Linked DNA regions of Homo sapiens: regions 1 and 2 are each linked to region 3. Evidence: chromatin loops called from intact Hi-C (ENCODE). Cell type or tissue: endothelial cell of umbilical vein. All regions are shown on one strand.

Region 1 (2,500 bases), 85 kb after region 3:
CCTTTGGCGGGAGAACAAAGCAGCGGGTTTTTTTCCGCTACAGCCGTTTTCTAAGTTGCTGGGTTTGAGGTAGGAAGAGAAAATGGAGAGAGGCACGGACACAGAGACTTGGTCATAAGGCAAACATTAACCCCCAGCGAACACGCAACATTAACCCCCCGCGAACACGCCGGGAATGGATGGATTCCCCTCTTCTTTCCTCCCCTCCCCTCTTTTGGATTAGAAGAGGAGAAAGAAAATCTTCCGCATTGTATTGCAATCCAGGGAAGAATTATTCCTATATGTCCACCAAAGCCGCGGCAAATAGAAGGAGGCCTTCGCAGTTAATCCAAGACTTCGATGTGTGATCATAAGCCTGACGATTTAGGCAAAACAAATTAAACAAAATCCACTAGGAAAAAATAAAAGCAAGCTCAATCCTGCTACATCCTTGAAAGTAGTGTCGGGTTTGTTTTTACCTCCTTTCCTTTTACCTTGTTTATTGCTGTAACAAATCATTAGAATTCTCCCTTACTCTGTCTAAACCCCGAAAAATCGAAAATCATTTCGTAGGGGTGGTGGAGGGGAAGGTGGGGGACTTTTCCCCTTTGTTTCTTTCTTTCCCCCTTTGTTGGTCTTTATTTCCTTTTCTTTTTCTGTCTCTCTCTTCCTCTCTCTTTCTTCTTTCTCTTAATCAGTAGGGAGACGAGAAAGGACCTGAACAGATCAGATATCTCTCTCCAAGCCCCCTTCCCAACTCCATTTCTGTAGGAAAGTACAGCCCCTGGAATTGGGTTCTGGTTTCGCTTTGGGCTGGAGGTGGGTGGATGGGGGTCAGAGAGAGAATGAGGTGGGGGGGACTTCAAGGTTCTGTCCCACCGACCAGAGTCTGAAGACTATTCGCCTTTCCCAACACGGACCTCCGCCCATCCAGGCCCGGGACTATCCCTTCGCGGTGTAGCGGCAGCCGGAGACCTGGCTGAGGAGGCAACCGCGTAGACACCTCCCTGCTTAGAAAACAAACACTGAACCAGACCGATCCCAGTTGGAGGGTTCGAAAATGTTCCAGACAGCCTGTCGGGAGGGGTTGTTGTTGCTGTTGGACTAAATAGCTATTCCTGATTGGTCATGTATAGGGTTTTTTAAGGCGGGTGGGGGGAGGAGGGGGTAGAGGAAAGGCTCCAAACACCTGCAGGTTGGGGGCGGAAAGCTGTTTGCGATTCCCTGGACTGGTTGGTCGGGGACAGGAGGTAATTCCCAGCCATTGACCCCCATTTCTCTCTCTCCCTCCCTCTTGCCCTGCCTCTTTCTCTCCACCCCTATCTTTCCTGGAAACTCGCTTTGGGCGCGGCAGATCGCCCAGGACCACACCGCAGCGTAACTGCAGGCCTCTCAGCGAAAAAGGGGGAAAGCAAAGACCCGGGTGTGCATCCTCTTCCTCGGCTTCCGCCCCTTTCCGGCGGAGTGGAGATCCTATTCAGAGGGGCCGGTCTCTCTAAATATGCCCCAGGTGAGTTTTCAGGGGAATGGTGCCGGTGGAAACGGTGTCTAGGAAGGCCTTGTGTTCCGGCCTGGGGTGAGGAAGGCTCAGGACAGAGGAGAGCCCATTCTCAGATTGGGGGTGGGGGGAGGGGAGGACCAGCCAGAGCTTGGAATCGGGATCTGACTGCTGTAGCTGCCTCTGTGGCATTCAGCGGCTTTTTCCCTTTTCCACCCAGGGTAAAACCAGCTAGTTGGACTTAGTCGTCCAGGCCTTTCCCATTGGTCCCGGTTCTGTGGACGTTTCCCAAGGCCGGTAACTTTGGGGCGGCTGTATCCGGGTGGTACAGACTGTGCCTGGAGCTCCCGCAGGAGGAAGGCGGCAGCCTTCCTGGCTAGTGCAGTCCCAGCTCGAGTGGGCCCTGATCCCAGGCCTGAGGCCTAGGGTGGGGAGGCAGGAACACCCCTCTTCTCCGGTAGAGGCGAGGATGGTGGTGCTGTTCCCTGGTGGGTTTGGTACTTGTGCAGGCTTGGGGCTTCTCCAGGGTGTTGTGCTGGTGTGGGCCCAGAAGAGAGACCAGAGGCTGGGTCTAAGGGCCTGAGGCTGTTTTCATCTAAGAAATTCTCTGTATGGGGGATTGGGTCTGCTTGAGACCTGTCCCCAGGAAGAATCTCCTGGGGTCTTCTGTCTTGTTCTGGCACAGGTGGAAATATTCTGGCTGTCTGGCAACTGCAGATGAGGATTTCCTGTTGGGGGCTATAAGCAGGGTCTCCGTAGTACAAAGAGAGAGGAGCTGTAGTCGTCAAATACTCTAGAACGATTCAGTCTAAAATCTCCCTCCTCCTTCATTCTCCCCAAATAAAAACAAACAAAATCTCTCGGGCGTTCCTTTCTGTAATCCAAATCAAGTGATGCAGCTTAGTCGCCAACAACCATCAGTGTTTGTGAGTGGCTTCTTTGGGGCATGGACCTCTGGCTGGTAATCCTAAACCGGCAGGATTTTCCTAAAATGTGGGGAGGAGCCGGGAGAGGTCCTCCACA
Region 2 (2,500 bases), 100 kb after region 3:
AGATCTGAGTCCAGAGCCAGTGCTCACTACCTCTCAGGAAAGGAAGACAAAATAGTCAACAGGTAGTTGGTGTCCTTAGAGCAAATAGGCCTGTGCTGTGCAGGGACACAGCAGCTCAGCCTGCCCCAGCAATCTGCTAGGACTATGAGCAATCAGTGTGGGCGCTGGACAGCTTGCCTCAAGCAGTGGGCCCGACTTGAGGACAAGCCCAGTGGACAGTCAGGGCAGTCAATTTGGTATCAGTTCAAGAAGAGAGAGGCCAGGGCACAGAAGGCAGTGAATGGGAAGGGCAACTGGGCCAACAGAAAGAGGCTGATCTTTGGAGTCAGACCACTGGGTTTAAGTTCCAGCTGTGTGACTTTGGGTAAATCACTTTACCTCTCTGAGGTTCAGTTTCTTCATTGGTTAAATGAAGATATTAACACCCATCTTGCAGAGCTGTCATGGGATTTCAAAATAATGGATGTGAAGTGCTTATGTTTTATAGAAAACAGCCGTTATTATTCGTGGAAATGGGATTTGGATAGGGGGTATGCTTGGGAATGGCAGAAGACAGAAAGAAGAGGAAGATGTGGGAAACTTAATCATTCACAGCAACAGGAATTCCTGCTGAGCAGTGCAGGGGAGCCAGCAAGGGACTGCCCTGGCCCTGTCTGCAGGGGTTCACAGGCTGGGTGGAAGTGGGGTGAAGGGAATGGATACAGAGCCCTTCCACCCTGGAGGCAAGTGCTGTGTGAGAGAGGCCTGGTAGCCACGGGAGATCCTGCTCTGGCAGTAGAGACCAGGGTGAACATTAGCTAAATTGAAGGAGCCTGAGGAAGAGGCTTGGGGAAAGCCTCCAGGAGGGAGTGCCATTTTCTGTCCTGGGCCCCAGCATCTCTCAATGGGGGATGCAGGCCGCCCCATGGATGCTCATCCTCCCTCCTGGGTCCCCTACTCCTGCCCAGGCCACCTGGCTCAGGGCGGAGCTGGTGGAGCTCCCTGCTGCCCACTGTCCTGTTCCTCTGGCTCCTCCTTTCTCTTCCTACCTCTCCCCACTTGCTTGGTCCGAGCTCTGCCTCCCTCCCCAGCTCCCGGCCTTTTCTTTCCACACAATAACAGGATGTGATCCGTTCGAAGAGAGGAAGTGGGGAGGACGGGCAGTGCTGATAGCGCGTTTCTGACTCTCCACTCCTCCCCTCCCCTTTGGACCAGCCCCTGCAGCTGCCTCTTCCCCTAGGCTCTGCCTGGGTCTCCCTCTGGGTTCAGAAGAGATGAGTTTGGGATCATCAGGCCCACTCTGGCCTGTTCAAGCCTATGGAGAGATGCACACTGGCCGTGCTCTCTGCAGAGCCTGCCTTCCTAGGAGACTCACTGGGTTAGCTTTGGACCCTGGGTTATTCTGAGCTGCTGGAGCCTGAGGGTGGGTCCCTCACCTCTAGGCAGCCAGGTGCCGCCTGCCCATCTGCTTCCCCAAGTCCACGTGTGTCTGATCCAAAGCAGTGGGATGATGGAATCAGTGGAATGTCCTTGTCAGGTACTGTCTATGCTTGGCCTTGCACAGCATGTGGGATGGGCTGCACAGATGAGGAAAGTCTCAGAGAGGCAAAGTAGGAACCAGGAACTAAGCTGAAGCTAGAACCTAGATCTGCTGGTGTTCTATCACCACTCTTAGGTCAGCACTGTCCAATAGAACTTTTTGTGATGATGGAAATGTCCTGTGTCTGTCCTGTCCAATATTATAGCCACTAACTATATGTGGCTCTTGAGCACTTGCAGTGCAACTAGTGCAGCTCATTGCATTTTTATTCATTTAACACAATGATTTATTTATTTATTTGAGACAGAGTTTTGCTCTTTTCCCCCGGCTGGAGTGCAGTGGTGCGATGTCAGCTCACTGCAACCTCTGCCTTCCAGTTTCAAGCAGTTCTCCTGCCCCAGCCTCCCAAGTAGCTTCAGGTGCCTGCCACCACACTCAGCTAATTTTTGTATTTTTATTAGAGTGGGGGTTTCACCATGTTGGCCAGGCTGGTCTCGAACTCCTGACCTCGTGATCTGCCTGACTTAGCCTCCCAAAGTGCTGGGATTACAGATGTGAGCCACCGTACCTGGCCAACAACATTAATTTTAAGTTGAATTATTCTGAATGTAAAGGGCCATGTGTGGCTAGTGGTTGCCATGCTGGACAACGCAGTTTTAGCCTCTCTAATTCATTAAGTCATTGTACACTTACTGTCATCTTTGCTGAACCGGGCAGTTCTAGGAATGCAGGCCAATCAGGTAGTTGCAGGCATGTGGAGTGCTGCCCTAGAAGTCAGCCAGGGCAGGAGTCTGACTCACTTGGGGGTCAAGCAAGGCTTCCAGAAGAAGTTGGTTCTTGAAGGATGAATAGGAATTTGTCAGGTATGCAAAGAGAGGAATGGCATTCAGGGTAGCAGGAACAGCAGGACAGAGGTACAGCCTTGGGAAAGAGTGGGCTGTGCTTTGGAAGCTGCAGCCTGGGCAGCTGGTAAGGCACCTG
Region 3 (2,500 bases):
TTGAGGTCAGGAGTTCCAGATCAGCCCAGTGCCCAACATGGTGAAACCTGGTCTCTACTAAAAATACAAAAACTAGCCGGCCGTGGTGGTGCTTGTCTGTAACCCCAGCTACTCCGGAGGCTGAGGCAGGAGAATTGCTTGAACCTGGAAGGCAGTGTGCAGTGAGTTGCAGTGAGCCGAGATAGCGTCACAGCACTCCAGCCTGGGCGACAGAGCAAGACCCTGTCTCAATCAATCAATCAATCAATCAATTAATAAATACAAATTTTGGCCCAGAGTGGTGGCTCACGCCTGTAATCCCAGCACTTTGGGAGGCCGAGGCGGGTAGATCACCTGAGGTCAAGAGTTCGAGACCAGCCTAGCCAACGTGGTGAAACCCCGTCTCTACTAAAAAATACAAAAATTAGGCCGGGCGCAGTGGCTCACGCCTGTAATCCCAGCACTTTGGGAGGCCGAGGTGGACGGATCACGAGGTCAGGAGATCGAGACCATCCTGGCTAACACGGTGAAACCCCGTCTCTACTAAAAATACAAAAAATTAGCCGGGCGTGGTGGGCGCCTGTAGTTCCAGCTACTCGGGAGGCTGAGGCAGGAGACTGGCATGAACCCAGGAGGCGGAGCTTGCAGTGAGCCGAGATCGCGCCACTGCACTCCAGCCTGGGCGACAGAGCGAGACTCCGTTTCAAAAAAAAAAAAAATTAGCCGGGCGTGGTGGTGGGTGGTGGACGCCTGTAATACCAGCTAATTGGGAAGCTGAGACAGGAGAATCGCTTGAACTCGGGAGGCGAGGTTGCGGTGAGCCGATATCGCGTCATCGCACTCCAGCTTGGGCGACGGAGTGAGATTCCACCTCAAAAAAAAAAAAAATTATGTCACTAAAACAGATGGCTTCCTAGGAAAGAAACTGGAAGAAATCTAGAAGTTGAGGATAAGTGATCACAAAAAGGAAAAATTAAAAATGTACATTTTAGAATAAAAATTAAAAAGTAAGAAACTGGAATAACTCTAACTTTCTTGTCTTTTGTGCTTTCAGGTAAAGAGTTTGGAAACTGTTCTTCGGGTGTCCGCTTCCAGTCGCCGACCAATGATCATCTTATAGAGCACTTCCGGCTTCATCTGCCACTCGCTCCTCCGTCTACCTAGCTGGGCTTTCCATTGCGCTTGCGGAAAGCCTACCCCGCCCCGGAACTTAACCGTTGACGAAATGAAAGGTTTAAATCCTCGGATCCTTGATCCTGGAGCGCCGGTGGCGCCCGCAGTTCTCCAAGAAGACTTGGGATTGGTCGAGCGCGGAACCAGTGCGGGGCGCTGATTGGTCGGCACACCAATACGTAACGGCGACCGTGCGCGGCTCTCTAGCACCACCCCCGCTCCCTGACTGGCGAGGTTTCTGACCAGTCAGCAGGCGTGGCGCGGCCTTCAGTTTCGCGAGCTTGTGTTTGCCGCCTCAGTTCCCGCGACCCCAACGTCCCAGAGGCGGGGCCGGAGTCGGCGGTGGCGCTCCTTGGAGCCGGCTCCCGCTCCTACCCTGCAAACAGACCTCAGCTCCGCGGAAGTTGCGGTAAGTGGAGCTTTGTGCTCCTGGTTTCCCCTTGAGAGGCGGCAGCGGGGCCCTGGGAAGGTTGGTGGGTAACATTCAAAGCCCTGTAGTGGGTTCCGCCCTCCAGGAGCCTGGAGCAGATGACGAGAAGGGGAGCTAGTGGGAGAAATTAAGCAGTCCATGAAATCCTTGGGTATCATCTGAGCTAAGGTATGTGAAAGAGGTTTGCAGTCGATAACGTGCCATTTAAAGTTGTTTTTACGGTGGGAATTTCTTGAGGACTGAAACCTTGAATGCTCGCTCTTGCATTCCTCACAATTTCTGGCTCACACTCTGCTACGTAGTAAGGGATCAGTTAATGTTTGAAGTTCATGGACTACTGGAAGTAAAGTGTAAACAGCAAAGTGCGAGAATGCTATGCGTGTGAGTACAGACAGTATAGTACCATCGCCACGGTGTCTGGGAGAAGGTTTCACAGAGGAAGTGACATTCGAGTTGGATTGTGAGGGATGGCGGGGGTTTACTAGGGCATTCCAAGTTAAGGGAGGCATCCTGTGCAGATATTGAAACCGGGGCACTGCAAGTAGTTCAGTTTGACTGGAATGTAGGATGAGTGGATGGGGGGGTTAAGGTTGGAATAATAGAGTGGGGCTGGATTGTGAAGATCCTTTATTCTGTATGTAAAGAAGAGCCATCGGCTTTTTAAAAAAAATTTATTTTTATGTTTATTTTTGAGACGCAGTTTCACTCTTTGGCCCAGGCTGGAGTGAAGTGGAGTGATCTCGGCTCACTGCAACCTCCGTCCCCCGGGTTCAAGCGATTCTCCTGCCTCAGCCTCCCTAGTAGCTGGGATTACAGGCAAACGCCACCACGCTCGGCTGATTTTTGTATTTTTAGTAGAGACGGGGTTTCACCATGTTGGTCGGGCTGGTCTGGAAATCCTGACTTCAGGTGATCCAC

What was found. Hi-C counts contacts between places; a loop is a spot of excess contacts. Peaks named below come from ENCODE experiments on the same cell type or tissue, not always from the same donor. Only the 100,000 strongest peaks of a DNase experiment are listed, where the experiment ranks them.
Region 1: a loop joins it to region 3, with 6 times the contacts of the local background. A loop is called at or near these places in 2 of 110 quality-filtered maps.
Region 2: a loop joins it to region 3, with 4 times the contacts of the local background. A loop is called at or near these places in 2 of 110 quality-filtered maps.

Annotation. Positions count from the first base shown.
Region 1 is chr1:47,228,185-47,230,684 of GRCh38, reverse strand. TAL1 (TAL bHLH transcription factor 1, erythroid differentiation factor) reads left to right here. Exons shown (of 5, transcript NM_001290403.2): 2 at 1,334-1,489. Among named protein-coding and RNA genes, the nearest start is that of TAL1, 2.8 kb to the left of the region's middle. RefSeq lists enhancers at 1-238, 431-1,392, 1,393-2,354. In endothelial cell of umbilical vein, no CTCF peak of the experiment used is centred here; DNase peaks (open chromatin) are centred at 228, 1,044 and 1,774; H3K4me3 peaks cover 2,500 bases; H3K27ac peaks cover 2,500 bases.
Region 2 is chr1:47,210,689-47,213,188 of GRCh38, reverse strand. No RefSeq gene overlaps it. Among named protein-coding and RNA genes, the nearest start is that of TAL1, 20 kb to the left of the region's middle. In endothelial cell of umbilical vein, no CTCF peak of the experiment used is centred here; a DNase peak (open chromatin) is centred at 1,108; H3K27ac peaks cover 1,706 bases.
Region 3 is chr1:47,313,097-47,315,596 of GRCh38, reverse strand. STIL (STIL centriolar assembly protein) reads left to right here and starts at 1,450. Exons shown (of 17, transcript NM_001048166.1): 1 at 1,450-1,561. RefSeq lists a silencer at 1,344-1,393 and an enhancer at 711-1,440. In endothelial cell of umbilical vein, no CTCF peak of the experiment used is centred here; DNase peaks (open chromatin) are centred at 1,296 and 1,946; H3K4me3 peaks cover 1,912 bases; H3K27ac peaks cover 1,738 bases.